Regions from separate parts of the Homo sapiens genome. Here region 1 is linked to region 2. A link is a contact called in ENCODE Hi-C or POLR2A ChIA-PET data. All regions are on one chromosome and are shown on one strand. Each heading gives the region's core, a stretch centred on a gene start or an enhancer-like site at or near the end of the contact. The rest is flanking DNA. Distances are from core to core; before and after follow the strand shown.

Region 1 (2,700 bases), core at 98-2,597, 5.7 Mb after region 2:
CAATATAAGTTAATCCAACCACCCATCCAGTTCAATCTCTCCCAAGAAGGCCTTGAAGACTAATGTTCCAACACCTCAAAAATAGGAAGATTATAAAAAGGCAGAATAACAATAGAGGAGTATCCTTCCTACAAGGACAAAGATGTGCTGGGCAAAATCTAGAGAAAAGAAATGCCAAATCTGAATTTCGACAGCCATTTCAACCTGAAATTAATGTTATGACATCCAGAGCACAGCCAAAAATTATAGTCGGAATAAGCCACACAAAAACTGTAGCTATGAGATCACTGTTGAACTAAGCCAAAGCTTCCTTTATATAGCATCCACATCCCAGTATTGTTTCTCTTTACAGCAAAGAAATCTTGTACTCTCAAGAGCTGACCACAGCATTATCGAAATAGCCTTACATAGAGGCAAGTTTGGGGAAAAAAAAGGTAAAGGAAATTTAAAGTTTATAGCTTCAGAAGAAACTCTCTACCACCATTTTGTTGGATGGAAGAAACATGCCAGAGATAAAAAACCAGGAAACCTTTAATTTAGAGTAATTCAGCCTATTTTTCATCCCTTGGAAACGTTACCATTTCTATGTAGAGTATGGGCATTCAACAGCATAGAATTCAGCTCTGCAGGAATTCACATTTTAAAACATCATTTTTTAAACCAACTGGATACATGAGAACTTTCAATAAAAATATAATAAACTTTAAAATCTTGGCATGTGCAAACTATCAGATCAGCTGCCTAGAATTCAAGCTCGCATAAAGACTGAATACACCTGAAATTACATGTGTAGGATAGTAATGGTTACAGCCCACAAGAATTATTTGTATCATTCTACCACGAGTTTGACAGTGTTGCCATTAAAAAAGGAGAAGAATTGCTTTTCAACCCTCAGTGAAAATTTAGCCTGTTATCACTATGTGAGATTCTGACATTACGGGAAAGAAGAACAGCTCTTCTGAAAATTAGTCCTTATTTTAAAAGCTTAAGATACTGAACAAAGATAAAAGAAATTAAAGTAATTCTCAAAGAAAAAACTGTCAATATATTCCAAGCTTCTTCAAGAACACAGAGATTTCAGTTTCACATTATAATTAGCTTTCACAATTGAAACTTAGAATTGCTCATGCACAATGACTACGTGAAGGAATAAAGAAAAACTAAAATATTATAATGCAGCCTGTGATTTACTGGGAAAGTAGAGCTTTAATACATGAAGTGAGGCTCAAAGAAAAATGGGCTGGAATATATAATACAGGCAACCAACCAGGTTTAGAACCCACATATTTAAAGGGCCACAGCTTCTGTCATGCTTGGAACCTGGGGACACTTCCTCCACTGCCTTAACAACCTGTTACCACTGCCACTTCCGGAGTCTCAATCTCACACTTCCTGCCAAAAATTCAGAAGCCAGGAAGCATATCTGATTGCCAAAAGTTCTAAAATCCTGCTACATTATGCATTGAGTGAGTTTTATAAGGCAGTCTAAGACCTTAACCAACATTGTAATTTCATTTCCATGAGAAAATATATTCTGAGTTTAAAACTACAAACACAACAGAGACTTTGGATAAAACTGTCTGCGCACATTTAAACTTAATTAGAGCTAATCAGCATAGCTAATAAATTTCTTTTACTAAGGTAAACCTGACACTTTCCAGGCTCAACCATTCACCATTAACTTTAAAAAACAAATTAAACCAAGCAAGTATCTTATCTTCAACTATGCACAAAGGCCAAAAACTGACTTAAAATTCACAGGACCTGCATACAACAACTTAAAAAATGCGCATGACCCACAGCCCTTTCTCGTATGCTATTACACGGCAGAATAAAGCATTTAGCACATATTACCACGAATCCTATATTGATGACATAACGGTAATTGGTTTTGGATTCATTTCCGTGTTTTCAAACACCTTCTAGTTTTGCCAAAAACAGAGTGAACATATTCCTATAAGTAATTTATTGACAGAATCCTGTATTTTAAAACCGACTATTCGTCAAAGATTCTGTGATGAGGTAGGGCTAAAATAGGGCAGGTGGTGGTTTGGACAAAGGGACAATTTATATTACAAGTGACTTTGAGAACTTTTTATATATATCATATATATCTTCATTCCATTTTAATAACCTGTTTTGAGGACTTCTTTAGTTCCCTGTATTTATATCTCAATACACAAATCCTTAAGATCCAGGGCACATTGAAAGGAAGCTTCAAAGACAGGAAAAGTAAAAAAAAAATCTAAAAGGCTGAGAAGAGGGAAAAGGGAAAGGGGAGAAGGCCAGGAATAATCTGTAATCAATCTTTTTTATTTTTGTATTAATACTGCTTACTGTAACTTATAAGGTGCAGGTAGCCATTCCAGGTCCAATTTCAAGTTATATCGCTAAACTAATGAAAAAACTTTTTTATAACTTTTCTGAGATCCCATTTTGTCCTCTTTAAGTGAACCCTTAATTAGACCTAACTTTGATGAACTCAAACCAGCAATTAATACTTCCTAGACCCACTGACTTTTGTTACTTGTTAAATCCTCCTGAGACATACATTAAAACCTGATGTTTTTAGTAGCCATAGCACTAACACAAAGTAATGAATATATTTACATTTTCATTATACCTTGACAGCATTTTTTCCTAAATAGATTATTTATTTAACATATTATAAACTGTAATATGCACTGAAATTTTTCAGTA
Region 2 (2,700 bases), core at 57-2,556:
CAAATTCTCAGGCCCCATCCCAGACATCCCAGGGTGATTCTCAATCTTTTAGGATGCATCAGCATCACCTAGACAGGAGGTCCATTAGATTCCTGGGCCCCCACCCTGGAGTGTCTGAATCAGTAAATCTAGGGTTGGAGGCCAAGAATTTGCATGTCTAACAATCTGGTTTTACGAACATACTTGGAGTATAGGCAGCTCAGGGCCACCTCCCCAAAAAGGACAACAGGTCCTACAGAAGGTTGGTTAGAAGCTGTGGGAACTCCCCTCTCGCCAGTACAAAAAGAGCTCTCCTACTAATTATTATGAATTTCCCAGGACAAAACAAGCGTTTGCAGAATGCTACCCACACTTGGAGCAGATAAACCTCAAACAAAGAGGGCGAGTTGCAGTAGGAGGTGATAACTTAAAAAAAAAAAAAAAAACAGCAAAGACATCCTTGAAAGGAGCAGAATTGTCTCTCTTTAAGGAGCTCAGGCCAAAAGCCTAAAAACAAACGACCTTTTCACTTTTCTCTTCCAGCCACAGAACAAAATGTTATTTTAGCCCAGGCAATAAGCGCTCTCTCTCACCACGGGTGCAGTCTAAACAACTAGCCTGCACAGTGATTCTCATTCCTGGCTACACATAATGATCAACTGGGCAGTGTTGAAAATAACCTAACCCTGGGCCACACCCTGGAGACTGGCTTCATCTTACTGCGGTGGGAGCCCGGGTGATTCCCACGTGCAGTCTGAGCTGAGAATCACTGGATGCGCTTGTCAGATTTGATTCTGAGTTAGATTCCTGAACTGGATGTTCACCTCGGAGCTCTTGCACTTCACAAATCGGTAAACACAGGACTAGCTCTGAACTCAACAGTCAGACCAAAAAGAGACAGTAACCCGAGTCTTTTTTTTTTTTTTTTGGACAGTAATTATATCGAAGTACTCCTTCCCTTCTCTCCTTCATCCCCTCTGCTCCCTAACACCTAATAGGGTTGGCAAAAACAAAAAGATCGTTGATTTGTATAGAAAACAGGAAATCACTCACCATGATATAAGCCAGGTAAAAAAGGAACCAGGATGTGTGAAAGATAAAATCTAGAGAACATTGAGCTAAAGAATAAAATGTCATCAGTCAAAACCAACCCTAACGCGATATTATTTTAAAGCCACGAGGCTCCTACTCCCCATATTTGTACTTCTGATATTCAAGATTAAATTGCCGTGTTATTAGAGGGTAGGGATGGTTTACTGCCTCTAGAGCCCCTAGTGAGATGGAGGAGAAACAGAATAGACCAGACGAGATCACATGAGCAGGGTAACGAAGGATGTGGGGAGACACAGAGGGTGGAGCCGAAAAAAATGAGCTTCCTTTAACCACAACTGTATTACCCAGAACACAGCAGGCACAAAGAGAGCCCCAGCTCACTGCAGAAAATGGTGAACCTAAGGCTGCAGCCACGGCAAGCCACAGCCTGCACCGAGGAGGAAGAGGAAAGCACCGAGGGCCTTGCAAGACTGGAGAGCAGAGGAGGCTGGGCCCGCTGAGGATAGGGGAGGCCGGAGGCCAAGAATCCGCACATACCCTACAGTTGTACCAAGAGTGGGACAAACAGCACCGGTGCCACCAAAATATCATCTTTCTGTTATTATGGACAGTCTCTCCAGTCTTGACTTCTCTAGTCCCCTAAGTTCATGGTTCACAAGCTTGTTGCCCATTAAAAACCATCTAGGGACTTAAAAAAACAAAATCCCAAAGTCCAATTCAAACCCTAATTAAATCAGAAGGTAGGAGACGGGCATCAGTATTTTTTAAAGATTTCCTAAGTGATCCCAACATGCAGCAAAGTTTGAGAAACATTGCCCTAGGTCCACATCAGGACTGAGAAAAAGGAGAGTAGATGGCCGCAGGTGGTGGCGTTACTGCTACAATGTTTTTTTTTGTTTGTTTGTTTTTTGAGACGGAGTTCCAGTCTTGTTGCTCAGGCTGGAGTGCAATGGCGCAATCTCAGCTCACCGCAACCTCCGCCTCCCGGGTTCAAGTGATTCTCCTGCCTCAGCCTCCCGAGTAGCTGGAATTATAGGCATGCACCACCACTCCCGGCTAATTTTGTATTTTTAGTAGAGACGGGGTTTCTCCATGTTGATCAGGCTGGTCTTGAACTCCTGACCTCAGGTGATCCACCCGTCTCAGCCTCCCAAAGTGCTGGGATTACAGGCGTGAGCCACCGTACCCGACCACCAAAATCTTGATGATCAGAGAAAGTAGTTCACACAAGCCCCCTCTCCTCTCACAGGCTGGCTTCTCCCCACCACCCGCCACAATACTTCCCAGCATAAGTCCCTCTGAAAGTTAACAAATATTAACCAGAGAGAGATTAATTAACTGGTTGACAGTATTTCAGGATCCTGTGAGTGACAAAGGAAGGGGTAGAAGCCTCTAGAATTGTCTATCATTTGTGACACAAAGTTTGTGCTCAATAAATATTTATTGACTTGGTACCTAGGATGCCAAAAGTTTCCTATGTCTTTTGGTCTGTCACATAAAAGTCATAGAACCCCTAATCTCTGAGAAAGATCACTTAAAGAAAAATCTTTCATTTATTCAGAACTAAAAAATTCATTTCTTTTACTCACTCCCTCAAACTCGAAAGCCACATAAAACTCTGCATTTGCAGTCTTCCAGGAAGTGTACCCCCAAGGAATTATATGTTTC

What was found. A loop is a pair of places that touch in the nucleus more often than their neighbours do. ChIA-PET counts read pairs that join two places held with the same protein, here RNA polymerase II (POLR2A). Pooled maps may share reads with other maps.
Region 1: a loop to region 2 is called in a map of sciatic nerve, with 27 times the contacts of the local background. The contact joins two enhancer-like sites. A Hi-C loop is called at or near these places in 1 of 168 maps with a recorded cell type or tissue (sciatic nerve) and 1 of 50 pooled maps. POLR2A ChIA-PET finds 5 or more read pairs at or near these places in 1 of 52 experiments (OCI-LY7).

What each region holds. Positions count from the first base shown.
Region 1 is chr7:144,811,729-144,814,428 of GRCh38, forward strand. All of the region lies in intron 2 of TPK1 (thiamin pyrophosphokinase 1), which reads right to left. Among named protein-coding and RNA genes, the nearest start is that of TPK1, 23 kb to the right of the region's middle. Within about 2 kb of position 1,348, at least 5 of the 41 ENCODE cell types and tissues checked have a DNase peak (open chromatin) inside an H3K27ac peak, as active enhancers do; they include OCI-LY7, where a contact is called at or near this core.
Region 2 is chr7:139,094,090-139,096,789 of GRCh38, forward strand. All of the region lies in intron 1 of ZC3HAV1 (zinc finger CCCH-type containing, antiviral 1), which reads right to left. Among named protein-coding and RNA genes, the nearest start is that of ZC3HAV1, 14 kb to the right of the region's middle. Within about 2 kb of position 1,307, at least 17 of the 41 ENCODE cell types and tissues checked have a DNase peak (open chromatin) inside an H3K27ac peak, as active enhancers do; they include OCI-LY7, where a contact is called at or near this core.